7 separate regions of the Mus musculus genome follow, and all the other regions are linked to region 6. A link is a loop called in an ENCODE intact Hi-C map of the cell type or tissue named here. Cell type or tissue: heart. All regions are shown on one strand.

Region 1 (4,000 bases), 73 kb after region 6:
GGGGACATCTGAAAGGTTCCAGTATTGGGGTGCTTGCCAACAGTGTCATTCTGATGTCTTCAGGAGGTACAGAGCTGGAGTCTGTGGTGGCTACAGAAAAGGAGTTGGGAGCACAGATGTGAATGAAGAGCTGTGGTTGTCATTTCTGATTCCTGGTCCCTCCATGAGTGGCAAGGAAGGGAGGCAGACTTTCATGGACTAGTGGCCCCACCTTCACTATTGGAATGCTTCCCGGAGAAGGTCATGCACCTAGCAGCTGGCATCTGGACATACACAGGGGTCAGCTCTGGGAGGAGGAGAAAGGCTAACCGGAAACCTTGACCCTTGCTGTCTCCAGGGTTATCAAGATTCACATTCTAGCCCTGGAGCCATCTATTCATTTATCCACCCATCCTCTACACACCCACACCTCCATCCGTCCATCCATTTTCCACCCACTTACCCATTGACCAGTTGTGATGTGGTAGGATGGTTTGACAGGGTCCCTCAAATTGCCCATGCTGGAAACTTAGTCTCCAAACCCCTATGTCAATGGTGTTCAAGATGGGACCCTTTGTAAGAGACAGGTTCATATTCATAGATTAGTGGGTAACAGATTGTTGAGAGAGTGGCTTTGTTGTGAAAGTGGCTCTTGGGGGTGGCACCCCTGCCTCACCCTGTGATGCTCTGGGTTACCATTGTCTTGAGACAGTGCGTCAAGAAGGCCCTTGCTCAGCAGATGCTGAGCAGATGTGGATACAAGGTTGGCACTACCCTCTTGGCTTTCCCAGCGTTCAGAACTGTGCACCCCATAAACCTCTATGGTTTAGTAATTTCCTGGTCTGTTATGTTCAGCTATAGCAACAGAAAATAGATGAAGGCAAACGTTATTCCTGCTAGAGAATGGAACCCATTCCCATTTAGACAACTCCCCAGCAATCTGCGTGCCAGGGAAGCTGCTTTAGCCCTGTGAGCCTCAGTGTTTTCATCTGTGTGATGGGGTCTAATGACAATCATCTCCTTTAAAGGCCGCTTTGAAAAAAGTCTGGTGAGATGATGGATGTAAGCACCCAGCTCAGTACAACGGGCTCCACACAGGAGCTGTCACCGATATTTATCACAGTACCCTGCTGTCACTTCAAGCTATCTTGGCACTAGCCAAGGAGAGGGAAAGAGGACAGTGTAGCTATACAGAACATGTCATATCCCAACTGTTCTGAAATGGGCAGCCCTTCAGTGTCCCTGCACCCACTTTTGCAAATCAGTGCTAATGATGGCTGCCTTGAAGGGTTAGGCAAACCTGAGAATGTAGGAAACAGGGCAAGCTCTGTCTGACACGTTGGGTTCATAGGACATGTTAACATTAGCGGCCTTTCTTCTCTTCCCTGAGGGTTGTCTGGGGGCATGCTGACTCCCCAGGGCTGCTCATAAGGGAACTGTGAGGCATTCAAGGAGGGCTGGCTGGCATAGTTCTCATCTACCTGCAGTAGTCTGCAAAGCCCTTGGATAGACAGATGATAGCTTGTCTCTTATGAAGCCTCTAGGTGGAAGAACATCAAATGCACAGAGCACTGTATTTTAGGTATTCTATAGAAAGGCTCCAGCAGCTGTCATGGCTGGACCCAGGAGCTGTCATAGCTGGTTGGGGGTTGCTAGAGCTAAGAGAAACTGTCCTAAAGAAGATGGCTTTTGGGTATCGAGTCGAACAGAATGAGTTGTGGCTGTTTAAGTGTTGGATGCACTAGGAGATTGCATGTAGCCACTACAGTGGCCCCAGGGTTGCAAAGACTCTGGATGCTGCTCAGGAGGTCATGCTCGTAACGGGTTTCATGTGCTATGAGAATCTTGTAAAGTCAGGTAAGGGTCAGACCAGACAGGCAGACTGTGGCAAGGATCCTATTTCCCACCAGGGGAAACGGAGGACTCAGGAAGTCTAAACCACCTGCCAAGAGTCAAGCTGGCTAGTGCTAGATCTCAGGTAGGTCTCTGGGGCCAAAAGTGCTAGGGTGCTCTGAGGAGCCCCCACCCTTGTGAGGTGGGGGGCTGGGGCGGGGTAGGGCAGGAAGGTTCCCGGATGTGGAGAGAGAACATGGTGTCTGCGGGTGTGAGCCAGGCAGCAGCCTAAACACGACAGACCCCGGCCAGCCTTGCTGCCAACACAACTGCTTGTGTGACTGCCAAGGAGCCAGATGCTGCTTCTGGAAAAAATAGCTTCCTGGCTCGGCACTCCTGGCTGGCCAGCCGGCCAGCCTGCCATGCAGGGGAGGGGGCTGTGGAGTGTGGGTGCAGCACCCCAGAACACACTGCTGTGCCTTTGAAGCCAGGGCAGGAAGGGGGGGCGAGCAGGGAGGATTCAAGCAAAATATTTTTGCTAAAAATATTCTGATCCAGAAGAGCTTCCCCCTCACTCTTGCTGGAAAACCAAGTCTTATTAAAACAACACTAGAATATTTCATGTTGATATCAATTAGGCAAAGGAGAAAGAATCTCAAACCTTTCTCCCTGCCAGTTTCACATAAAAGAAATATTCTCTTCGAGGCCAAAGGATGAAGGGCTTTAGTTTTTTTTCCCCCTTTCTGCACAAAATTCCTGCAGTGTGGATGGAAAGTTTCTCCTGTCTGCAAGTTTCCTGAGAAGTTGGGGCTCTGGACCTTCAGGCCAAGTTCTCTGGGTGGGGCAGGGCAGGTGGCTGGTCCCCAGAAAAGGCCCCCCGAACCGGTCAGGAAGGGAGAGAGCCAGGCCCACCTGCACCTAGACCCAGCCAGCCCGACCTGTGCTCTTGTTTCTGCCAGCTGGACCACTCCGCTGATGGCCTGGAGAGTGGTAGATACAGACAGAGCCTCTGGCCTGGGCTGCTGGCTCCCTTCATCAAAGCTGCTGAGCAGCTTCAAAACAGGGAGTTACACCAAGGTGCCAGACCTGGCCAAGGCCACTCTCGGGCTTAGGCTTTGCAAAACCGCAGCAGTACCATCATTGCACACCTACTGTGTGCCAGGCACTTTAGAACTTGTCAATACGAATCTCATTTACAGGTCACAGTGGCTGCAGAGATGGGGACTATATTATCCCCAAAGCCCCAAGGATGTTTGGACTTAGCGTCATGTAGCTAGTCGAAGTGACAAGGCTTGAAGCCAAGTCTGTCTGGTCCCAGAGTCTGGGCTCTGTCCCCTGCTTCACTAACCTCTCAGAAGGCCATTGGCTCAGCCGGATGAGATCACCTCAGTCCTCCATCTCTAAAGCAGGGCTCGCAAATAACTCGCTCAGCACTATGTTCTCTCCCATCCTGACTCCATTTGTTTAAACGTGAACTAATTCTTTAGTTTATTTCTTCAGTCCTCCACTCATCCGCACACCTATCTACCCACCTATTGATCTGTCTGTCCGTCCATCTATCCACCCATCTCACTATCCTTCTAACCACCCACCCAGCAACCGTCCACCTATACACTCATCCATCTGCCCACTTTCTACCTAGTTTTCAGCCACCTGTCTCCTCGATCACCATCCACCTCCCAACCCTCCGCTCACCTTCCTGTATCTTCTCCCCTACTTTCTGTCTGTCTGACCAGCGTTTGTGTATCCGTTCACTCATCCTCTGCACATTAATCTGCCTCCCCAGGGCCTCTCTTTACTCAGGAATAGAGAAGTAGCTGAAATGCTGTTCTGCCCAAGTCCATCCTGAAGTCATCGGATATTGGGTGTGGTCTTAGAAAGATCGCCATCCATGGTACGGAGGATCTGTCTATTTTTTACAAGGAAGCTGCAGGTCTGGGACATCAGTGAGACTTGCTGGAAAGTTGGACATTTGAGCAGAACGATTAAAAGCCTTGAAGTCAAACCAGAACCTGAGCTCTAGTCCTTTCTAATGTGAAGACCCTCCTAGCGACTCTGACCCTGCAAGGGAAAGGAACGACTATATGAGGGCAGTGAGGCCCAAACCTGTTGTGCAGAACTTGGGCCTTCACTCTGAGGATGATGGGCACCAGGCCAGGGACTGGAGCAGAGACATGCGCTCCAACTT
Region 2 (4,000 bases), 190 kb after region 6:
TTGAGGGGAAAAGCCAGCCACCAGCCATTCTCCTGATGTAGGCAACTGAAGGACATTTTGTTGCCCCCCTCCACCCCACCCCACCCCCAACTCCAGGCATTCAGATCCACACACAAAATGGGAAGCACACTGTCGTCCACAGCAGGTTTGTCAAAGGCTTCTCTCGGAAATTGTCTTCTTTGAAAATCAGAACCAGTGCATCGGGAGAGACAATAGGCGCATGAGAGGAAGTCAGCAATGGCGGCCTGGAGCCAGCCGATCCAGACTCCAGTCTCTGTTTTATCACTTGTAGCTGTTGAGTGTCTCTGGACTGTTTTGGCAGATGCTGGGCCTGACACACAGTAGGGCTTCTGTTTTACTGTGTGTGTGTGTGTGTGTGTGTGTGTGTGTGTGTGTGTGTGCCCTTCTGATGAGCCAGAAACCAAACGCTGGGACATATTGCTAGGGCTGCTGAAGAAAGCAGGTGCAGAGCCTGGTTGGTCAGGTGGGACCCACCTGCTCAGGGAAGGAGAGTTTCTGTGGATGCCCACGGATGCCTCCTGGTTTCCATCGAAAGAAGGATACCCATGCAGTGACTGACTTGAGAGTACCCAACCCACTCCCACTTCTACCTCCCCATGGAATCTGGAGCCAGACGGAACAGTTTCTATGAGAAGAACCATTGCTGTCAACAGTTAGGTTTTTACTCTACTGTGCACAGCACTGGGTTCTTGGCCTACAGTCTTGCTTGCCTTCACAGGGACATGCTCAAAGGCTAGTGGATCGTTTCCCAGACTGGGAAGCCAAGACTCCAAGATAACATGTTCAAGGTCATCCTATGTGGGAGTGGAGGAGCTTTCTGATAGACCTGTCTGAGGGTCATATCCTCCACAGCCTTCTTCAGCTGAGCTGCACGAGCCCCTGTAGGCTTCCTTGCCCATCATCTGACCAGCAGGAATAACAGCAATGGTCTCCCTCCATCCTCTGGCTAGCTTGCAGTGCCAGTTAAGTGAGGTCACCTCAGGAAAGTACCCAGAGAACTATAGAGACATAGCAGGGACTTCCCTCTACTGCCTCTGTCCATTAGAGGGTGTTCTTGTGGAGAGCAGAAGTGTGTGTCTAGGTTGTTCTTTGGGACTATGGTGCTCTGTGTGTCTCCGCCCTGTCTTTCTGGCCTGCAGAAGCTTCAAGGAATGAAGAGGAGAGCTGCCTCACCTCTGTGAGCAGCTGAGCAGAGGAAGGGCCTTGGTATCGGGGGAATCCGGCAGGCGCTTGTTAAAGGAGTCTACCTTTGCCTCTGTCAAAGTCTGCAGCCAGTGTGGGCAGGGCAGTGGGGTTTGAAGAAAGTATCATCTGTGTTTCCCAGATGAGACATGGGCATCCTCGGGCGTGCACAGAATGCATGGAGAAGCATGGGAGAAGCAAGAGTCTGGCAGATCTGGGTCCTAGAAAGAGTAAGGGTAGACTTCAAAACTGGCCTGAGGGGGTTGCAAACTAGGTATAGCCCCGAGGGTCCCTCCTAAGAGGAGATGCCCCACAAAGAGTGCAGAGAGACAGTGCCACAGCTATCCTGGGCTGTTGGAGGTCTCCCTGACCATAGCTAGCACACCTGGACAGAGAAGGGTCTAAGAGGCTCTGAAGTTTCTCTGTCCCCAGATGTCATCTCTACTCATTCTCTTAATTAAAAAAAAATCAATGTGGAAACAACTTCCTTGTTTTATAACAGTATGTACCCTCTCCCTTTCATGCCTGAAATAGAAACAGATGGAGCTGGAGAAGAGCTCAATTTCCAAGGCCCTCATTGGGTGCCTCACAACTGCCAAACTGCAGCTCTAAGGAACTCCGACTCCCTCTTCTGGCCATCTGCGGTATTGCAGTCATGTGCACAAACCTACTCACAGATATACACATAAACACGTATTTGAAAAGGAAAAAAAAAAAAAAAAAGAAATACAGATAGGCCAAAAGAAGCAAATAAAAAGTGGCCAGAAATGACTATACCTGTACATTCAGCTGTCCCACAACATCTGTAGATTCCTCATCTGCAGATTAAGCCAAACAGTGGCTGAAAATCTGTGTGCATGTCTGTACTGAGTATGCCCAGACATTTTCTTCTGGTCCTAGCTCTTACCCAGTGTCAGTGTGACTAGTCACACATCAGTTTTGGCATCTCAGGCATTAGAAGTCACTGTGAGATGATGACAGTAGACAGGAGGCTGTGCAGGGGTCTGGTGTCAACACTACTCCATTTTGTGGGAGAGAGTTGGGCTCTTGTGTGTGCTAGTGTCTAAGGGAACCCCGGGGCTAGTCTGCCGTCCATGAATGTGTATGCATGCATGTGGCATGGAGACCCAGTCTCTTTTACTTATACTTTGCAGGCATATGCACATATCTGAATGATGACTTTAAACAGTTTCCTAGCATCCCAAGAAAGGTCATAGTTTGAGCATCCCCAGCTGTTGAGTGTGTAGTTGGTTAGAATGCTTTGTGGCGAGTTCCCTTTCCACACTGGTCCTGTTCCCTTCTGCGACTGAGCTGTTTGTTGAGTGCTATCGCTGTGCTGGAGAGTACTGGTGTTTGAAGCCACCAACAGCCCTGATGTTCCCTGGGAAGACCTGTAACATTCTGCCTCCCCTTGCAGTACCCAGAAAGCGATTTCTCCCCTGGCATCAGCCTGGGTTTGAGAAATCACATCTTAACTTTTGGTGATCTTGCATGGGAAACAAGTTCTCTCACACACTGTACATACCTTTGGCAACTACCTCAGTTTCTTCAAAGTAAATACAGTGGGTACCTATCCTATCCCAGGCATCCCCTACCATAAGGTGGTGATGGTGTCTATTTAAAGCACGAAACCAAGCAGTAAAACCTATCAGGAGGAATGGTGGCCTGGTGAGTTGGACTCGTGGGAGCTCTGACCCGTCCACGGTCTGTCCGAATTGACTTTCCTTTCTATAGGCAGCCAACCACCACGATCTCATAGAAAGTGTAGTGTCTTAGTTAGCTTCGTGTTATTGTAACGAAACACTGGAGGCAAACCACTGGAAGGAGGGAAAGTTGCTTATGGTTCATCTTCTCTTGGTGCTATTGTGTGGGAGAATGCAGTAAGGCAGAGCATGCCATGCACTACATGCCACAGTGAGAGGGCATGGCAGTAGAGGCTGGTTCACAGCATGGCCAGAAATAGGAAAGAGAAAGGACAGACTAGGGACCCTTAGTCCTTAAGCGAAGCTCTCAGTAGGCCCCGCCCCTTAAAGGTTCTGTCATCTCTCAACAGCACCAACATGGGGATACTTGAGTTAGTTCCAGACGACAGCACATTCCATAAACACAGCTCCACTTTGTCCTGACTTCCAACCCTTCCAGTTAGACATTTTTCTAAGCATTTCCAACATAGGCATTTAGAATGTCCTTATTAAGAAATTCAAGGCAGGGGCTAGAGAGATGGCTCAGCTATTTAAGAGTTGCTTTTCCAGAGGTCCCGAGTTCAATTCCCAGCAACTGTATGGTGGCTCACAACCATCTATAATGGGATCCAATGTCCTCTTCTGGAGTGCATGAAGACAGCTTACTCATACATATAAAATAAATATACATATACACAAAATAAATAAATCTTTTTTAAAAAGTCAGGCTTACTACATATATAGCCAAGAAAGAGAGAGAGAGAGAGAGAGAGAGAGAGAGAGAGGGAGGGAGAGAGAGAGAGAGAGAGAGAGAGAGAGAGAGAGAGAGAGAACCAAGGCAAGGGGCTATCTCTTTTCCAGCCTGCCAAGCACTGACTATGGCATACACTAGCATGCCCAGCAAGGACTGCCTCTCTCCTGAAGAGTCTCATCTGCATAGGCCTACTTCCCTTGTACCGTCTTCTCCAAAGGGCAGCTCTGGGTTCCCCCAGTCTAAACCTCTCTTCATTCCAAACTTAAAATGCCCTTACAGGACCAGATAACCAAACAGGGACTGATTAGTGCCCTCCACAGTAGGTAGCTATGGTCAGTCCTCTGCTTCCCCAGAGTGGCTG
Region 3 (4,000 bases), 430 kb after region 6:
GAGGCAGCATGATTTAGTCTTATGGAAACACAATGGCTGCCAAACCAGGTAACCTGACTTACATTTTATTTCAGTCAACTGCTATGTGAGTGGCCATAAGCAAATCTACTATCCTTTTTTAATATCATTAGTCCATAATATAGGAACAATATTAAGTGCTGAAAGAAGTTATCTCATATAATCTGTAAAGTAACTCTCCAAGGTAAGTGTTCTAAATATCCACATTTTACGGGGAAGCCATCTCTCAAGTCCACTGGGAAGGCTACTAGGAGATTTAAAGGGCCAGGTATGTAGCAGGTATTCAATAATGTCCTTAATCTTCTCTCATCCACTCCCCTCAAACCTCCTTAACTGAGCCATTCGAATCTTGCAACTTTCTTGTTTCAAGTCCATCGAGGAAAAAGAAGTTATGCAACGAACACAAGGTGATCTTTAGCCAGGGCTTTGAAGTGTTAAACCAAGTATTTTCCTCAGCAGTGTGTCTGGCTCTTATTACTCTATCGTGCTGATAGAGCCTCCCTTCCCCCTCCTAAGGCAACAGGAGGACACATCACTACCTCAGCAGAATATAGACTGATAGTGCACGCACATTTCTGAGAGTGCTGCTGGTACTAATTGTAGGCACCTCATGAGAATCCAGAAAATGTCAGCAATAAACTCAAACAATTAAAAGGCACTGATTTCAAAGTTCAATGTGTAAAAACTACCATATCAAAACCAACCTCAAATGTGTGATGTCAGCTCAATGCCCTTGGTGAGACCAGCTTAACACAGCTGCTTAGATCATACAGTAACTTCAGTAGTTTACAGACCCTCAAAGAGCAGCTGTAAAGAAACACCCAACCTCTGCTGCTCCTTGCTTCACGAGTCACAGCTTTAGTTATTAAAAAAACCTTTTACAATAAAACAACCACCTACAACCAGTGCCGAAGCCTTTCCTGGTTATGTGCGACTCTAAGGGCTAAAAAGGAAGTGAAAATCAGCGTAGGTCACAAACCCAAGGCAGAAAACCAAATGACAAGGTGAAAGCCCTTCCTCGCCACACCCACATTGCAGACACACTGTCTTTAGCCCTCCCCCACTAAGAGGTTACCCCTGCACCCACATAGATGAGGATGGGCTACTGTGTGTGGAGTCTGGGACTGAAGTCTTGGGGCTAGCCATCTAGTTCTAGCGAGCACACTCTTCCATTTGTGATGCTGGGTCTTTGGCCCTGTACCCAACCTGAAGCCTTGGCTCATTCCTGCCCATCCCTGTGACCTATGATCTAGTCTATCATATTTATAGTCTGTGATGGTTTTCTGTCCTTAGTTGGGGGCTAGACAAATGAATAAACCATGAGCAGGAAGCTAAGCATTTCAACATTTTTAATCACACAGATACCTCATCAAACTAATCAGCAAGACTTATCATCTTTTTTGAAGTACAATCTGCCTCTATTTTAAATGGTATAAATTTTCCCTTTAACAACAGTTCTTACAAACCACAAACTTAGCCTGCAGAAATTGACATTGCAGACTAAACATTTACCATGATTTTTAGAAAAGCGTATCATAATTATCACTTTTTCCACTGAACCAAAAGGAGCCAGAGACCACAAACATTTTCCACTTTTCTTACACTGACAGGTACAATGTTCACAGTAAGCATTTTTAAAAAGTCAAGACTAGAGACAGTTTTTTTTTTTTTTTTTTTTTAGAACTAATGTTTTTCACAACCAAAAGTTTAAAATGATTGTCGATCTTAACAGTGAAAATCCAAACTCCAGATACTTACTGAATGACTGGACACTGAACTAGCAGAATGACTGAAAATGTTCTCCATCTTATTAAACCTACATTAAGTGCGTGCAGACATCTTTTCCCCACAATGCTCTACTAGCATAGGCCTGGGAGAAGAACTAATGCCAGGGTTAGTCCAAGTCTACTCTTCACAAACACAATCAGCTGGGCCAGCTTGTCCTTCGCTATTAGATTCTCGTGTGTGAAATATACTGACATATGTATATATGTTCAGATCAAATCCTGTTAAAACAAATAGCATTTTAACAGAAATATTTCCATGTCCCAGCCAACAGTCCATTCATTTCATATAACATTCAATACCACAAAATTCCACGTTAAAAGAGATATGGACAATGCCTTAAAATTCGCTGTAATGAAAACTGAATTGTTCGCAATTATACTAACCATATTTATATACATAACACATGTTCATCTGTTCTGCCCCTTCTCCAAGGCTGTGCACACCCCACACCCCTGAAGGGGCTGCTGGAAACCATCAGGGGAACTTCAACAGTGCCACCTTGTGGCTATTCTCTAAACATAAGGGGCACTTGCCCACATCTAAACCATTTGGAAAGCAAATTAGAGAGAAGAAAATAAAACCAAAACAAGAAAAACAAACAATCAGCAGATTTTCTTAAGAGAATGGAGGCTTGGCCTCATTCGTTGGTCGTCACTGATGAGGAGCAGTACAGTCAGCAACTTGAAAGACTTCCCTGACCTTTCTTGGTGCAGAACAATGGCAGGGCTCTGGAGTTCCAGCAACACAGAGGAGGCACACACAAGAATCCATTCACCTAGACTTTTCTCTCTCACAATGAAAGACCCTTCTTCTCATCCTCCATCACTAAACGTGAATTGAGTTACTGTCCTGGTGAGGTTTTTCATCAACTTGACAAAGGCTAGAGTTATGAAAGAAAGCAAACTCAGCATGCCAGTTGGTAGGCAGTGGTCCTCGTGGTCTCTGCTTCAGCTCCTGCCCTGGCTTCCCTCAATGGAGGACTGCAGGCTGTAGGATGAGATAAACCCTTTCCTTTCTAAGTTGCTTCTGAACATGATGCTTGATCACAATAGACAACAAACAAAGACAGTTATGATCCACTTATTTAACATTCATGATCAACTTAAGGACTCTCCCAGAGTAATCTTAACTGAGTGATTTCATCCTTTGTGCTAACTTTGAAGCGATATCTGTCCACCATCATTTTACAATAGCACATGGCAAACAAGCCAGGTGACCCGAGGGAATGTCATCCAATTTCTCTGATCCTTGTCATTTTATAATCTGCCTAATGAGAAACTGGACTAAGCAACTAAATGTTGTAATTCTGGATGGAAGGGGTTTCTATTTGCTTTTCTAGAAGACAACTAATGGAAGACGGGACACTAGTCTGTCATTGAAAGATCAGCAGAGTCAAGCTAACTCTCAAATATTCTTTATACTCTCAGTGTAGAAAACAAACTCATAAATTCTGAAAGAAGAGTGAGAAGACATTAGAAGCTTCCTTGTCACTTGTAATCCAAGTTCCAGGCTAGAACTACAGCTCAGCCAGGTCCTCTGTGTGCTATGAAAGAAAGCACCATCAGCTGCAAACCTGTTGTTCCTGAGGCAGGTCTGTTGCAGTAGTACTGACCCATCATGGGAGGCTCCTAGACCTGTACTGGCATGGCATGGCGGCAGTAAGCGCTACAGAACCAACATTCTCTTCACAAGTCAGAGCTCTACATCTTACCAACCAAACTGAAGACAAAGTAAAGACCTTCCATGAGAGTGATGGGTGCAGGTTTGCATGTCACACAGTCTAATCGTACCACAACAGGTTAATGTCTACTATGGAGTCAGGGGATGATGGTTTATCAATAGGTTCCCCCATGAACACAAATGCAGCAGGACAATGACAGTACAGATGCTGTGCTGTGGGAGGCATGGGCACAGGTAGGAGCATAAGAGTTCTCTGTACTTTTTTTTTCTTAAAGACTTTGCTCAGGACTAAAACTGTCATAAATACAAGTAACACTTAATCAGAAAACTACCCATAAGTGCACATGCATGAGAGAGGATGGAGGGGCTTCACTAAGGAGTAGACAAAGCAGTGTCAACAAACGTTAACAGGCTGGAGAGATGGCCTAGAGGTTAAGAGCACTTGCTGCTCTTGAAAAGGACCCAGGTTGATTCCCAGCCACAGCGGCTCATAGCCACCTCTAATTCCAGTTCC
Region 4 (4,000 bases), 520 kb after region 6:
ACCAGTAGCCCCAACACCACCACAGCTTGAAGCCTGTCCTTTGATCATTTGATCAGGGCCTAATGTTCTGTGTAAGTCTCAGGGGGAACTGTTGGAAGAGCCACTGTCTTGTTCTTCACTGTCTTGAAACGTGGTCTCCTCCGAGGTTCCTTACCACAAAGGGAGAACCATATGTTTGCTCTACCGTGTCTCCACACAGGTGGGACAGTCACATGCCATTGGGCAGACTGACCACCTGTTCTGCCCAGTGACAGCGGGATCCAAGCCATAGGTTTAGTTGAGCATTGTCCAGCCACACTTTTCTAGAAGAAAGGGATAGAGGTGGGCAGCACTCTGGGCCTTCCACATGCTTGGACAGCGTCCCACCTCACACAGCTTCCTCACACAGAACAGGACAGTGTCCCACCTCACACAGCTTCCTCGCACAGAACAGGACAGCAGCCCACCTATGGCTGAGCTCGTCCCCAGCCTATGTTTTCCTTCCCCACTACAAGCTTTTCAGTATGATTCAAGCTTGAACTGGATGAGAAGAAGTTTCCAAATGGAAGGTAAAATCTGGCACCCAGATCGCTCTCATGGTTTATGACACTTGGTTCTTTTAAAATTGTTGGGTTTTAGCTATCTGCTGAAAATTTCAGGGCACCATGTGTTGCCCCAAACATTCAAACACACTGAGTTTGTGGGAGTCAGGCCCCTGCATTATCGAGACCCCCTATTGGTCGGCTTCTTTCCCCTCCTCTCCCTTCTGGTCCCATCTCTTATTTCTCCCTATCTCCTCCTCCCACCTTCCCCCAACTCCCCCCAACTCACGCCACCACCCCACCCCACCTCCGTTTCAAAGGACTTCAGGACTCCACCACAGAACGCCAGCCCAAACCCTAACCACTTCTGATCTCTCTGCAGTCTGAGTTAAGAAATGGCTGGATGGAGATCCTGTCCACTGTGCACTTGGCAGGGTCTGGGCTCCTCTCTCTGCACTTTTAGCCCTGAAGACCTGGCAAAAGCTCACCTCTGTTGCTTTTTCTAGGCTTGTGAACCCAGGCAGGGCAAACCACCCAATCCCCTCATGGGGACCCCATCCCAGCTTGAATCCTGGCCAGGCAGGCCTTCCCTATTGTGTGATCTGCTTATACCAGCAAGTAGAACTTCCAGTCACCAGTTCTATTTTCTTCTCGTTTTCTTTTTCTTTCTCTCTTTCTTTCTTTCTTTCTTTCTTTCTTTCTTTCTTTCTTTCTTTCTTTCTTTCTCTCTCTCTCTCTCTCTCTTTCTTTCTTTCCTTCTTTCTTTCTTTCTTTTTCCCTTCCCTTCCCTTCCCTTCCCTTCCCTTCCCTTCCCTTCCCTTCCCTTCCCTTCCCTTCCCTTCCTTCCTCTCTCTCTCTCTTTCTTGTTGTTGTTTTTTGTTTTTGTGAGACAGGGTTTCTCAGTGTAGCCCTGGCTGTCCCAGAACTCACTAGAGCAGGCTGGTCTAGAACACAGAGATCTCCCCGCCTCTGCCTGCCTAGTGTAGGGGTTAAAGGTGTGTGCCACCATCACCCTGCTTCCTCTTTTTCAACGTTAATTTTATTGTGTGTGTGTGTTGATATGTACACATATGTGTGAGCACCCACAGGGGCCAGAAGAAGGCTTTGGATCCACTGGAGCTACAGTAGGCAGTTGTGAGGTCCTTGCCTAGACTCTAAAGCTATCCTCAGTGCTGGGATTGGTTTGAACGACCTTTTCTGCCACCATTGGGCATAGAAGCTCTGTTTTGATGGTTGCTAGATGTCCTTGTTAACCAGACCTAATAGACACCATGGGTACAACAGAGCTATGTGGTGCCTCTGAGTGCAGCATCTAAGGCTCTGCTAATTGCCTCAAAATCGTGCAATCCTTCCTTTCCTTCTAAACTCTCAGTGCTGCATGGACTGTACAATGACTCCTCCGTCCATTTCAGCCTTTTCTTTCCCACTCTGCAGCTCTTAGGGAACGGCTGTTTTGGCCTGGCATCCTTGTTCGGCCCAACCTCTCTCTAGCCTTATGCTGATAAGCCATCTACTCTGGCCAGCCTTAGTGCATGTCATTCTGGAATAGACCTGTTTGCCCTCCGACACAGGGTGGCTCTCTTAGGGGGTGTTCTGAGTCCCCAGGCGGTGTCAGTCTGCACAGGTGCTGCTTTCCCACGTCTCTGTCTCCATTAGGGTGAGCATGCTGAAGACAGCATCCAGGAATCACTCATTCCAATGATGGTTGCTTTGAGAGGAGTCAATTAACATAGGATGATTTCATTTCCCAAGTCATCCTCATCTCCTAATGCCCTGGGGGTGGGAGGCTGCCAGTCTCCTGAATTCTTGGAAACTCACTTTTCTAGCTCTTAATGGCAATCATGCTGGCTGCCTGCTGATTTACATCCCCCAGACAGTAAGTACTCATCAGTGGAAGCTGCAGCCACACCAACAGCCTGAGTCCAGAGGCTGTGCAGCACCATGGCCATGGCCTGCCCTCTGCTGGTCACGAGACTTCCAGGGCAACAGCAGCAAGGTGCTAAGCAAAAGCAGACTGGTTTTGTTTTCTGTTCTGTGAAGTCCTTTGGTATTCCACAATGTCTATGAAGTCCTTCTCAAAGTAATATTTTTGAAACCTGTGACAATGAGGTTATTATGTTGATTACAAATGAAACTGACCATCAGGATAAATAGGTATCTTTAAAAAAAAATTTTTTTTAATTGTTTTTTTATTTTTGGTTTTTTCTTTTTTTCGTTTTTGTTTTTTGTTTTTCTGAGACAGGGCCTCTTTGTGTAGTCCTGGCTGTCTTAGAACTCACTCTGTAGACCAGGCTGGCCTTGAACTCAGAAATCTGCCTGCCTCTGCCTCCCAAGTGCTGGGATTAAAGGCATGTGCCACCACTGCCCGGCTACCAATGACTTCGGAAAACTGTAGCTACACAGTTAATAAGACATATGCATGGACACAACCAACTGGACCTAACAATGCAGGTTGAGTCACTATGATTTAAAAATGAGGAAAAAATGGTGTAGTGTGGAACGCCGTTGGTTTCCCTGGGTGACAGTTACAAGCCCCACTGATACCTCTGGGGTTGTTGCCACCTCCACTAAGAAGGAAAACACTCAATTTCAGGCAGGAAAACTAAAGACCACATCTTTTGACAAACAAATGCAGAGATACCCCCAATTCTACCCGTGGACCCCAGGGTAAGAACACAAGCAATGTTTTGAGAGGTACAGTCAGACAAATGTAAACTATATTTCTATTTGTCCCCCTAGAATCAGAGACAGAGCCCAGACCCATGTACAAGCTAGGGCATTCAACCACCATGTTAAGTCTGTCCTGGAAAATTCTTTTAAGATACAGCATTGATGGCAAGAAGTGGCAGCTGGAGAGAGGTGTGGTAGCACCATCAGGGGGACAAACTCCAGGGTTGAATTCCATGGGTGTCCCTCGGCCGTGTCCTGAGATTTGGGCTCTGCGCAAAATCTACTTTCTTATCAGAGTTATGGAAAAAATTCAGTCCATTAACATACAAAATCTGGGGGTGTTTGTTAACCAATGTTTGTCTTTGAATCGGAATGATATTAAATGGCCAGAGAGAATATGGTCTCTTTCCTCTCTCTTTGGGGTTCCATCAGAAACCCCAGAGTCTGACCTGCTGCCTGATGGAGGAGGCTCTCACATACTCAGAGGATAAGCCCTTCCTTGCTGAGCAAGCACAGGAGGCCCACCTATCTTCTCTTTCCAACCAGAAAGAACAACAGTGCTTGCAAATCACCTTATTACTTTATTAGAAGCATATTTACATTCTTTTTTTGTTTGCAGAGAACAGTTTACAAATATCCACGGTGCTTGGAAATGCATACACGTTATTTCCATCCTTCATGAAGGGAAATATAAGTTAGTTATATTTACTGCGCTAAAAACACTTCTGCCTGTTCCTATACAGAAAAGATTAGCACAGGGCATGAGGAATACTGCGTGGGCCCTTGGTGGTGGCAGGCATTGCACTTAC
Region 5 (4,000 bases), 690 kb after region 6:
TTAAAAATACTTGGATCCAGAAGGAAAAGGAAAATACAATATCCAAGTATTTCAGATTATATCTATTATGAGCCAGCTGACTTGGAAAGGCTAGGGTCATTCTAAAATGGTGGTGCTCACATAGCACTATGAATGTTAACCATCATGAAATACATCTGAAGGCTGCATTATACTCCATGTTGATAAAAATCAATATAACCAGATTAAAACTGCTGATGTTTGAAAAGCTAAGATCTTTGCTAACACCCTTAGGAAAAAAGTCATTCCCTTTCAAACAACAACAACAAAAAAGAACTGCTAACATGTTAAACTGAAACACATATTACAGTAACTTTTTGTTGTTTTTTTGGTAACACAGTTTTGCTATGCAGCCAGGTCTGGCCTGGAGCTTAAGATCATCTAGCTCCAGCCTTCAGAGTTGCTGGCTCCAGTTAGCTCTTACCTCTCATGACAGTAATGGAGAACAAAGGCTTCCAAAATTAAATTCCAGAAAGAATTCTTTTATCCCCTACAGACCCGTCTTCTGCCAGCTACATCAGGGCTATCCCGTGTCCTTTCCCCAGAAGAAAAAGACGGGGTACTCCCTCTTTTAAAACTTCTCTTTAGAAAAACTGCAGATTATGGTCCAGAAAACTTAAATGTTGAAAGAAACAGATATTAGAGCTATCTAACTGTAGGCTACTGGTAGAAATTATCTAAAGCTAGGATTTCATGCTTCTAAAAGCTCATGCTAATACTGTGATTGGATCCTAAGTTGCACTGCCAAAAGGCTCAATCTTAAAGGAATATTATAATTTTAACATATGTCAAAGTTATACTGAATGCTAGTAAGTACTAGCATGCTTAACTGGTACCATCTGATCACTGATCTGCCCTCAGCCCAGTGGTATCACGCCCTTTCTACACTTGGGCTTTGTTGTCAAAAGGACCTCACCAAGTAAATAGGCTGTGACGTGAAATCCACTACAAAGGAGCATTTCCATGGACTACTTTTTCACGACAGTTTTCACTGAGTTCTCAAATAACTTGCCCAACATTTAGTGACAGAGATTTTAGTGAAGTGGAACGGCTAAAACATCACGTAAAAAGGGAAATGTCTTGTACAAAAGTTGGGTGCCTAAGAGTCGTCTCAAGGTGTGAAAAGATGTGCCTATTCTCATGCAACTAAACAACTTTAAAATATGCACCCGATTTGAAGGCACCCAATACAAGGTTCGAATCAAATCATGTTATCCCTGGTTGGTGGCTCTTTTCTACAAGGTTCGAACTTCTACACACTCTATATACTGGATGGGCTCCGCACTTTTAAGGTCAATAAAAGCAGAGTCAATCTTACCACTCCTATCCCTCTACAACGACTACGAATGGAATTAAGAGACCTCTCATCACGGTTACGGTAACCCAGAAGTGCGAGTCGCGTTGGAAAAACTTTTACTCAAAGCACTAATCTTATACTGGGGTACTTTCTATCCTGCACGTTTTCCTTTTACGTAAGACACATCGGAATTTGACGAGTGCGCCCCGACGGCACATTGGGCTAACGCCCCTGGCAGCAGCAGAGAGCCACGTTTTCCTCGGGCCGATCGTCTCCCCCCTCCTCCATAAAACACTGCCCATGGCCACTTGGAGACTTCCCCAACCCAGCTCCAGAAACTGGAACCAACCGGGGCAGCTGTCATCCGAAACTCAGGAAAGCTGAGCCCGGCCAACTCTGCCGACGCGGGAAGGGCTGGGGGTGCGGCGGGGCCCGTCGGGGGCACTCCCGGCTGTCCCCCTCCCCGGCCCCACGAGCCGCAATCCGGCAGCCGAGTTGTCCTCCCAGCTAGAGTACCCCCCAATCCAGGCCTAGGCCCGCGGTCCCGCGTGGGGCCCGAAGCGCGTGGCGGGGCCGACGCAGAGCAGAAACGACAAAGGGGCGCGGGGTCGGGACAGGTGGCCGCCGCCGCGAACAATGGGGGGCCGCGGCTGCCCCCTGGCGCCACCTACCTCCCGTGCCGTCCGAGTTCTCGTTGAGGCTGCCCGAAGAGTCGTGCTGGGCGCCCACGCACCCGCCCATGGGGCCGCGGCCGCCACCTCAGGGCGCTCGTCCCGGCCGCCGCCTCAGCCTGCTCCCGCGTCGCCGCCTCGGGCCAGGCGCCGCTCTCTCGCCGCTCAGCCTCCGCCCCCTCGCCGCTCCTCCCACCGCCTCGCCCAGCCCCTTCCTCCGCGCCCACTTCTACCTCAGCCCCCCGGCCGCCTGGCCCGCAGGCCCGGCCCGCGTGCCTTCCTCGGCTCCCGCTCGGCCCCGCCAGGCCGGGCTTGGCCCATCCCGGGCGGGCCGCAGCGCCCGCTCGCCCCTCACTTCCCCGCGCCCCCGCGTCTAGGCAAGCCCCACCACTGCCGCCGCCGCCACCCGGCTGCCAGGCCCCATCGCCCCCGCCCGCGGCGCCACCCTCAGCCGGGCTCGGCTTGCACTCGGCCGGCCCGCTGGAACGGCCTCGAGGGGCGGGGCCGCGCTCTGATTGGCTGCATGCACCGAGGGGGCGGAGAATACCGAGCAGAACCGAGTGGAGACGAGCGCCCGAGGCCGGGAGAGTAGGGGGCAAGCGGAGGTGGGCCGGAAAGAAGGGGGAGGACTCAAGTAAGGACGAAGTGGCCAGCTCGTCCTTACTTGAGGACGAGGTGGGGCTCCTTCTGGTGTGGCCGGTGGGAGAGGGTACCGAGGAGTCGTAGGAGACTCTGGGTCGTAGACGGGCTGGGCGTGCTTAGAGGGGTTAGCCTGACCGCAAGTCCCTGCACCCCTTGAATTTGTGGAAAGCAGCGAGCTGGCCACCGAGTCTGGGTTTCCCTTACCCCAGGTCCGCAGCCCCTGCCATCACTGCGCCCGCTTGGTAGAGGTGCTCTCTGATTGTGCAGGCCTGTTGTCCCGTGCGGGGAGCGAAGGGGCACGGGTGTGTGTATCGTTCCCACAGGCTTCGCTTTACCGACAATACTACCACTCTAGATCCTGGCATTAGACATCTTAAGTCGTCTTTAGAACAAAGTGAAGTATTAATATTAATACTCTGCATTTTATAAACTAGAATTTGGTACATTGACCACGCCCAACATTCTTGGCGGTTACCATCCCAACCTAAGCCAAACTGTTAATGGCCCCTTTGGAGTTGTGCTCCTTGCTGTGGCGCCTTAACATTTTTATCGGCCTGCTTGGGTGCTTGGGTCTTTGAAAGCATTTTTTTTTCTTTTTTTTTTTTTTTTTTTTTGCCTAAGCTGTTCCACTTTTATGCCAGACTTTCCTTTTATAAAACCCTGGGTCAGCTTTTGCTTAGCATTAAAAAAAAAATTTTTTTTAAGTGAAATACCTAAGAAAGAGACAGTCTGCTTCTTAGGATTTGCATTTAAATGTATTCTCATGCACTGCTGGTGGGAGTGTAAATTGGTTCAATCTTTTTGCAAAGGTTTGGCAGTGCCAATCAACAGCTTTAAAAATGTTCCTACCATTTGAGTGGGGTTATTTCACATCTGGGAGTCTAGCTTTCAGAAAAAGTCCAAATTAAAATTTGCGGCCTGGTATTCATTTGCTAGGCAGGCAAAAATTTGGGTTAAACAAACAAAGCTCTGGGTTTATATGAAAACACAGAAATGGCTCTGAAATAGAAGTCCACTATTTTGTCTTAATGCTTGAAGGATTAGCTTTACCGTCACTGTAGGCCTGAGCTCTGAAAAAAATAAGCAGTATACAGTTAGATGTTGTTACGGATTTTCAGAGCTTGCTTTTCCATAAGGGCTTGGTAACAGCCGTGTCACAGAGCCGTCTATCTGATCCTTCCCAGCTGAATGCTCACGTTGTCAGATACTAGTCACTTTATCTCTTCCCTGAAGGAGAGAGGCTGTCTGAGAATTTGCAAAGAGATTGCTTTGTCCTGAATTTCACTCCAGAAATTGCAGCAACCAAGACTTGTACGATGTCTATTAAACAGATGGTAGGCACCCAAATGCTAAGGGCTTTCTGCTGAGCAGT
Region 6 (4,000 bases):
GTGACTCACTGGATTCACTGGAAGGGGCAAGAGTCCTGTGGAGCACTGTAGAGGGAGATTAAGAGGTGATTGTGATTTGTCAAAATTGATGCATTAAAATGAATGTAAACCTTTAAGAAAGAATGTTGTTGGCTACCTGGTTCCTTACTAAGGCCTGCCTGCCTGTTCTTCACTACTGTCCCTGGTAATGCCTGTCACCCAGAAACTTTCTCACTTGTCTCCCACACACATGAAATATTCCTACCTTTGGTCTTAGCTTCATGTTGCCAAGTTCTTTGGACTATCTGCCGTTAACTTTGTATTCTTCAGAACACTGGATAAAAAAAGGTCTAGTATCTCTTCATTGCTCTTGATAATCTGGAGATTTAGTGTGCATGTGGGGTGTGTGTACACACATGAGTTAAAATCTACATGTGGAAGTCAAAGAACAACTTGGTTAGATTATTTCCTGTCTTAACATGGGCTAAAGTTGAATCCTATGAACACATCTTATTGCCATCCCCCCACTGTTTTTTTTTTGGGGGGGGGGGCGTATCTTGTCTCAGGACTGGCAACATAATAGGACCACAAACAGCAGTGGAGTGAGTTTCAAGTTAGCACTTAGTGCCATTTTGAACATTTCAAAAGTCATTCAATATGTATATTAACGCTTAACTGGGCTTCAGGGTGTAATTGAAAAGTGACCTAATTTAAGTGACTGAACTCAACAGAGTTTTGATGATTCAACTCTAAGAAAAGGTTGGTTTCTACACAAAATTGAGAAATATGAAAAGATAGGGATTATAGCTATTAGTTTGCCTTTGTCTTTATAATGTGCCCCATCTCATTGTATGCTCAAGTCTTTTGGCAGGCAAGGAAGAACATTCAAGTCTAGGACTAACTATGCCACATGTGCAGGTACTCAAATACTCAACTGCTGAGCCAGCTCAGTAGCCCCTATCCCTTTTCTGAGACAGGGCCTATGTAGCACCCAGGTGGACCACTAGCTGGCTGAACCCAAGCATAAGCCTGAGCTGATCTGCAGCTTCTACCTGAGTGGCTGGGATCACATAGAGCTGAATGCTTCTATCCATTTTCTAGTGGGTGTTGGGAATTGAACTGTGAGTCTACCAAGCTACACCCCCCAGCACCAGAACTTTTGATTCTTGAATTAATGTCCTCAGACCACCAAATTTTTGGGACTGTCTTGTGTGATGACTGAGGTCATCAAACCACTGTAGGTGGGACAATAGTTACCCATTGTATTCAAAAGTAATGAAAAACTAATAAAGTGCAGATAGGAAAAAATTAATTTTAGCCAGAAGATACATGAAACATGTCAGCAGATACACGTGTGCCAGTCTGTAAAGCAAGACCACTTTTTGGTTCAGCCCTATTTGTGGTTTGTCATTTCACTCTATTGGTTGGTTGGTTCCAGAATTTAGGAAGTTACTAGTAACTTTGCAAGGCTAGTTCAGGCAGCCCAGACAATAAACATAAAATCAACTTCCTTTCATGCAACAATTCTCTCAACAACTCGATTTCGCAAAGGTTTTCAGGATTTGTTTTTAATACTGCCCCCTTAGCCTCAACTTTGAAAAAGAACTGAAAGTCGCTTACAGGGAGGTCTGGTCCTTGGAACAAATACTATGTTTCTATAACTTGAGAAATAACACCACCGAGCAGCACCTTCTTCACTTTGCTCCAGCGAACGGGGAATAACAACCACAGCTACGGACACAAGGCCTTTAAATCAAATAATCCGAATTCCTGAGTTTTGCATTTTGAGCTCGTTCTCTAGTTTCTTGCCCACTGTGACCTGTTTGTTTTAGCATCAGTCCAAAGCAGAACTTGGCTGACCCAGGCTCTAGACAGAATGAGGCAGGCCTCTGACAACAATATCTACATTTGGGGGTTAATGGAAGGACAGAAAAAGTTCAGGGTTGGTGATCAAGGGCAGGAAAACTAGCTGCTTAGATTGCGAACTGAAGAGGACCTGGAGTGAGCGCTGACCAGAGTCCTGGCTACTCCCAGGCATGTAGCCATTCAGGGGCGAGGTTACAGCGACATTTTTGAGCCGCTAGGTGGTAGCCGTGTGCTTCCAAAACCCGGGTCACCTAACTAGAGAACGCAGCTGGAATCCCTAGAACCGACCTTAGAGTCCCAGAGCGGGGGAAGGGAGAGAGACGCCCCTGAGACTTTGCCATCTCCTACGGCAAAACAGAAGAAGGCGTTACTTAGCGTAGTCATCCCACGGTGGTGGTTGTGGTGGTGGTGCGTGTGTCTGGGAAAAGCCACTATCTTGCGTGGCCTAAGGGTAAGGGTAAACACGACTCCTTTCAGTTGAGTCACCCCACCGGGCGGGCCTCGTCTGTCCTCCCCTTGCTTCCCAACTCTAGTGGATGTGAATATGAACAGCAAATGTGAGCATTCTTTGGGAACCCCGCCTGCTCCATTCGGCCAATATTAGCCTTGTGTCGGAGAGCTCCGACGGCTTCCAGCGCTCACCAGGTCCAGCTTCGTGGGTTCTGCCATGCTGAACGGCCAGTCCCATTGCCGACAGTATTGAGTGCCTCCCCTCCAACCCTGAGCCGCCAGAAGGAGGAGGCAGCGGAGAGGCCGCGGCAGGCAGGCGAGCAGGCAGGGCCGGCTTTGATGTGGGCGCGGCGCACCCAGCCGCGCTGAGCGCCCGTCCGGCCGCGCCCCGAGGGGGGAGCCCCCGGGCCCCGCATCCTCATTGTGCCGGCGCGGGCCCGGACCCGCCCCTGGCCCCCCGCCCCCTCGCCGCCCTCGCGTAGAAAACGCCCCGGCCGCCGCCAGCGGTGGGAGGCGGCGATGCGCACGGCCGGAGAGACACAGAGGAGGAGACATGAGCCGGCGGGCGCCCAGACGGAGCGGCCGTGACGCGTTCGCACTGCAGATGCGCGCCCCAGCCTCGGAGCGCTGACCCCGGCCCCGCTAGCCTCGCGTCCCGGTTGCGGCGCCTCTGCCGCAGCACCCGCCGTGCATGCTGCCCCTGGACTGAACCCGCAGCCCGCGTCTCGCGAACGTCCAGACGGCCCTCCCGTCCGCCCGCTTCAGTCCAGCTTCCCCGCACCGGCCGGGCTCCTCCCGCACCGCGTTCGCCCCACAGCCCCCGCGCCGGCTCGGAGGGCGCAGCGCTCCGGAGGAGCCGCGCGGGGCGCTGATGCCGCAGGGCGCGCCGCGGAGCGCCCCGGAGCAGCAGAGTCTGCAGAAGCAGCCGGCAAGGAGGGAGCAGCAGCAGCGGCGGCGGCGGCGGCGGCGGCGGCGGAGGCGCCCGGTCCCGGCCGCGCGGAGCGGACATGTGCAGGCTGGGCTAGGAGCCGCCGCCTCCCCCCCCGCCCCGCGATGTATTCAGCGCCCTCCGCCTGCACTTGCCTGTAAGCACCCGCCCGGGTCTGGCCACCCTGCCTGGATGCCTGTCCCTGTGCGTGTGTGGCTCTGTCTGTCTGTCCGCCCGACTTTCTGCTACGTGTCTGTCTGTCTATCTGTGCCCCTTCCTCGGATCTCACTGACCTCCTCTCCCTCTTTCTCCCGCAGGTGTTTACACTTTCTACTGCTGTGCTTCCAGGTTCAGGTACGTGGGCTCCTGAGAGTCGAGTCGTGTCTCTCCCCCACCCCCCTGCCAACCCCAGCGCGCTCTTCTTCGAGGTGCTGGCCGACCCCCCTTCCCGGGACCGCGCCCCCTCTCGGTGCCCCACCCCTCCTGGGCAACAAGCCCAGTGCACCTGTTCCCAGGGCGCAGAAGGGCGGCTTCGCGCGCGTCCTGCGCTGGCGGTATCAGGCCAAGGGCTAGGAGCTACTGCTTGAGCCAGTGCAGACTGTCGCGGCCTCGGTCAGCCTCGGTAGGGAAATCTCTCAGAGTCGGAGGGCTGACTCTGGCCCGAGTGATGTGTGGGACTCCAACCTCCGACCACAGCTGGCGAGGTAGGGACCTAGAGGTTTTTATGCCAACTGTCCCTTTACGGCTTGCTTGTCCCTGCAGACAAAAAGGTTGTTT
Region 7 (4,000 bases), 340 kb after region 6:
CTCTTCTGGCCTCCACGGGAACCTGCATTCCCATTCACAAACCTACACAAAGCTATGTACACACTCACATAATTTTAAAAAATACAGAAAAATAAATCTTTAAGAAGGAAAAATTCATAGTTGTATGGGAGTCAGTTCAACCATAATCTATAAGGGTTGTCATTTAAAATACTCTTCTAACATGGCCTCAACACCATAGGAGCTGGAAGAGCAAAGGCTCATCCCACACCATACACTGGGCCAGACCCAAACCCACACAGGGCCCTGGTTACAACACAGGCTGTGTGTCAGAGCTGCGTGCAGAGAACAAGGTCACTGGCAGATCATGCTGGATCGGCTGCACCTCTACAGGTATGTACATAGCAGCTCTGCCTTCCTATCCCGTGCAGAATCTGATTTCAGTGAAAAGAGTATGTCGGGAAAGGACCTGGGATGTGCCCGGGAACCTGATTGTGCTGCACCAAGGCTTTTCTAAAACACAAAGACCAATAAGCATAAAGAAAAAGATTCATAAGTTAGACTTTTTCAGTTTAGGAACAGCTGTTCACCAAATGACAGTGCGAAGATCATGAAAGGGCGATCAGAGCCATGTCGGACACACGTAGAAAGCTCTCAAAACTCAACAAGGCAGACATTATTTCAAGCACCTCACGTGGACTTTTTTTTTAAGGTTTATTTATTTAATTATTTTATGTATGTGAGTATACTGTTGCTCTCTTTAGACACACCAGAGGAGGGCATCAGATCCCAGATGATTGTGAGACACCATGTGCTTGCTAAGAATTGAACTCAGGACCTCTGGAAGAGCAGTCAGTGCTCTTAACCGGCATCTCTCCAGCCCCTCACATGGATTTTGAATCAGAAATCTCACTCTAAATATATGCTTTCAAAAGTCCACACACAGGAGCCCTCCACATCCCAGAGTCCCCATTCGTGAGTTCAACCACATTTTCACAGAACATAGACTTTGTCTTTTTGTCATTCAAATAGAGTATTGTATAAAAACTATTACATGGCAGACAAGGGATGGAGTGGGAGAGGGATAAATGGCAGTAAGGGTATTTGGAAAAGCAACATAGAAGCATACTTTTAAAATAAGCTTCACACTAGCTGGGCATGGTGGAACGCAACTTTAATCTCAGCACTCAGGAGGCAGAGGCAGGCATATCTTGGGGAGTTTGAGGCCAGCCTGGTCTACAAAGTGAGTCCAGGACAGTCAAAGCTAATACACAGAGAAGCACTGTCTGGAAAAAACAAATCAATTAATCAGTCAATCAGCTTCACTCAGATACTCTGTGTGTGTGTGTGTGTGTGTGTGTGTGTGTGTGTGTGTATGTATGTGTGTGTGTGTGTGTGTGTGTGTGTTCATACAAGACAGTTTATTGGGGTCACCCTACACAGGGCTTCCTTGCAGAAGCCATAGTTTGCCAAATGGTAGATGTGGGGTACCTTTCATTGACTTGTTGATCAAGGATGTCTGGGACACTCCAAAACAACACAGACAGCTGTCACTGCTCATTTACCCACCAGGACTCAATGGTAAGACCCTATTACTGAAGACACCACACACCTTGGTCACAGGATATAGAGAAACCAAGTTGATGCTGACCAGAAAGCTCCCCCTGCTGGCTAGCTTTCACAGTACCAGAAGGTGTCATATAGGCTACTGTAGGGGAGGGGTCAAGGGCAGGGTGCACATCAATGGTCTGACACCGCTATGAATTCTGGGAGCTCTAATAATAAGAGGCAACTCAGGAAATACTCACGGGTACAATAGTGACTCAAAACATACTATACAGTAAATCTGGCCAAGAAATCATGGCTGGGAGCTCCTGGGCCCCAAGGATAAACCTACTAATGTTTTGCTAAATGAACATAGTGTCAAACTGCCCTGTAAACTATATCTTTCCACCAAGAGATTAGTGCCACTCTTATACCTCACCAGAGAAGTTTCTCTGTGCTGTGAATGGTGGCTAATACAGGACCTCGCAGCTGCTCAAAGTGCAGACAGTCAGTGTCAGCGGAGTGCTCAGACTCAAATGCTACAGCTGTATCACTGCCCACTGCAAGGCTAGGGACCATCTCTGCAGGGGAAATCCTAAGAGCTGGAGGTTGAGGGGGACCAGAGTGAAACATTGTTTTCTCTCCAGGGCTGCACTCATGGACTCAGAGCAGCTGTGATTGTCCACACAAAATCAAGCCAGTGAACATTCTAGTGCGGAGGAGGGAGGGACTCATGAGCCCCACTCCAGCTGAGAAACTACCAAATGTTGATAGGTTCTAGGAGGGAGACTAAGTTTTAGTTAAAGGTGTAGCCCCCAGTAGATACATTAAGCTGCAGTACCTGGCCCACACCTGTGAGTATGTGTGCAGTGCAAATCGGGACTAAGTAGGTTACTTTTTTTTTTTTTAAGATTAAAGTCATGAAGTTGAGAGAGCAGGGGAGCTTTAGGGTAGAATGAGGGATGAATATGATTGAAATACATTGTACAAAATTCACAAAGAATTAATAAACATTATACTTCAAACCTATTGCTTAGCATTTACATCGTGCTAGATGTTATATATAATCTAGAAACTTAAAGTATAAAGAAAATTGGGTAGAATCATATGCAAATCCTATGTGTGTATGCACCTGCGTGTGCTTGTGCATGTGTATGCACATGTGTGTGTCTGCATATGCACACATATATATGCCCTGTGTTCATGTGTAGCTGCACAAGGAAAATCATACCATAGACAATCTGAAGCAGTCCCATATCCCACCCCTGAGATTGAAGCAAAAACATATTTTTATACTATTTCTGTGTTTTTTAAAGAAATCAAAATTCCAAAATTATCACTACATTCATGCATGAGTGCACATGCACATTGGATGTGTGTGTGTGTGCGCGCGCATGTGTGTGTGTGTGTGCGTGTGTGTGCATGTGTGTGTGCGTGTGTGTGTGCGCATGTGTGTGTGTGCGTGTGTGCATGTGTGTGTGTGTGTGTGTGCGTGTGCATGTGTGTGTGTGCATGTGCGTGTGTGTGTGCGTGTGTGTGTGTGTGCGTGTGTGTGTGTGCGCGTGTGCATGCATGTGTACTGTGCACCTCCTAATAAATCTTTGTATTCTGTAATCTTTGGGGATCCTGGAGCTCATCCCTCTTGGATACTGAAGGACAACTATACACATGGACCAAAACTGATGATCAGAAGTACCAAAGCAGTATTTCTCTTAGCACTGACATGCTAGAAGCCATCCACACCTTCTCGGAGCAGATTGATAATATTACATCCATTCATACAATGGTGTGCTGGGGTGTTACCCAATTGTCTTAGTTAGGGTTTCCATTACTATGAAAAGACACTATGACCAAAGCAATTCTTATAAAAGAAAACATGTAATTGGGGCTGGCTTACAGTTTTAGAGGTTCAGTCCATTATTATCATGGCAGGAAGCCTGGCAGCATCCAGGCAGACATGATGCTGGAGAAGGAACTGAGAGTTCTATACCTTGATCTAAAGGCAGCCAGGAGAAGACTGACTCTTCTGCAGTAGGCAGAGCTTGAGAATAGTAACCTTCAAACCCTGGCTACACAGTGACACACTTCTTACAACAAGGCCACACCTCCTAATAGTGTCACTTCCCAGGGGTCAAGCATATTCAAACCACAACACCAGTTGTCTAGCTCCTAACCCAAACAATTCACAGGTATGCCTGGGATTAATTCACCAATCTCTTCCCTTAAAGGTCATGCATTTAACTGGATCATATCACAATTCATTTAATAAGTTCAATAATCTACATGAAACTTCTTAGAGTGCAGGTTTTATCCCTGCATGATCGGTTTCAAATGTTCTCTTACCTTGCCTAATGATTTCATCCAATAAGCGAGCCTTGGTGGCTTCAGGCCAAGCAGCTGGGCTCTTGCTCTGCACTCCCTCCTCCCCGAGATAGGAGGGCAGTGGGGAGGGAGGAGCGTGTGTAAGGGATGCTCCAGCAGGGAAAAGCATAGGACA

Evidence for each region. A loop is a pair of places that touch in the nucleus more often than their neighbours do. Peaks named below come from ENCODE experiments on the same cell type or tissue, not always from the same donor. Only the 100,000 strongest peaks of a DNase experiment are listed, where the experiment ranks them.
Region 1: it touches region 6 in a loop (2.2-fold over the local background); 3 of 42 quality-filtered maps call a loop at or near these places.
Region 2: it touches region 6 in a loop (4-fold over the local background); 15 of 42 quality-filtered maps call a loop at or near these places.
Region 3: it touches region 6 in a loop (9-fold over the local background); 21 of 42 quality-filtered maps call a loop at or near these places.
Region 4: it touches region 6 in a loop (7-fold over the local background); 22 of 42 quality-filtered maps call a loop at or near these places.
Region 5: it touches region 6 in a loop (2.6-fold over the local background); 4 of 42 quality-filtered maps call a loop at or near these places.
Region 7: it touches region 6 in a loop (11-fold over the local background); 14 of 42 quality-filtered maps call a loop at or near these places.

The regions. Positions count from the first base shown.
Region 1 is chr11:33,073,647-33,077,646 of GRCm38, reverse strand. No RefSeq gene overlaps it. Among named protein-coding and RNA genes, the nearest start is that of Fgf18, 72 kb to the left of the region's middle. In heart, no CTCF peak of the experiment used is centred here; DNase peaks (open chromatin) are centred at 2,106 and 2,906; H3K27me3 peaks cover 1,913 bases.
Region 2 is chr11:32,959,634-32,963,633 of GRCm38, reverse strand. No RefSeq gene overlaps it. Among named protein-coding and RNA genes, the nearest start is that of Gm12111, 35 kb to the right of the region's middle. In heart, a CTCF peak has its summit at 1,834 (motif pointing left); no DNase peak of the experiment used is centred here.
Region 3 is chr11:32,712,714-32,716,713 of GRCm38, reverse strand. The region is part of intron 3 of Fbxw11 (F-box and WD-40 domain protein 11); the gene reads right to left. Among named protein-coding and RNA genes, the nearest start is that of Gm35723, 67 kb to the left of the region's middle. In heart, a CTCF peak has its summit at 2,310 (motif pointing left); no DNase peak of the experiment used is centred here.
Region 4 is chr11:32,624,348-32,628,347 of GRCm38, reverse strand. It overlaps Stk10 (serine/threonine kinase 10), which reads right to left. Exons shown (of 19, transcript NM_009288.2): 19 at 3,753-4,000. Among named protein-coding and RNA genes, the nearest start is that of Fbxw11, 16 kb to the left of the region's middle. In heart, a CTCF peak has its summit at 2,495 (motif pointing left); a DNase peak (open chromatin) is centred at 2,437.
Region 5 is chr11:32,453,533-32,457,532 of GRCm38, reverse strand. It overlaps Ubtd2 (ubiquitin domain containing 2), which reads right to left and starts at 2,163. Exons shown (of 3, transcript NM_173784.4): 1 at 1,987-2,163. The coding sequence starts at 2,056. In heart, a CTCF peak has its summit at 1,970 (motif pointing left); DNase peaks (open chromatin) are centred at 1,572 and 2,482; H3K4me3 peaks cover 2,935 bases; H3K27ac peaks cover 2,289 bases.
Region 6 is chr11:33,146,622-33,150,621 of GRCm38, reverse strand. Fgf18 (fibroblast growth factor 18) reads left to right here and starts at 3,222. Exons shown (of 5, transcript NM_008005.2): 1 at 3,222-3,380; 2 at 3,541-3,577. The coding sequence starts at 3,349. RefSeq lists an enhancer at 2,617-2,647 and promoters at 2,462-3,405, 1-3,405. In heart, CTCF peaks have their summits at 2,051 and 3,137; DNase peaks (open chromatin) are centred at 2,071, 2,711, 3,311 and 3,541; H3K4me3 peaks cover 2,178 bases; H3K27ac peaks cover 1,402 bases; H3K27me3 peaks cover 713 bases.
Region 7 is chr11:32,803,794-32,807,793 of GRCm38, reverse strand. All of the region lies in intron 2 of Gm35723 (a long non-coding RNA gene), which reads right to left. Among named protein-coding and RNA genes, the nearest start is that of Smim23, 19 kb to the left of the region's middle. In heart, a CTCF peak has its summit at 1,634 (motif pointing left); no DNase peak of the experiment used is centred here.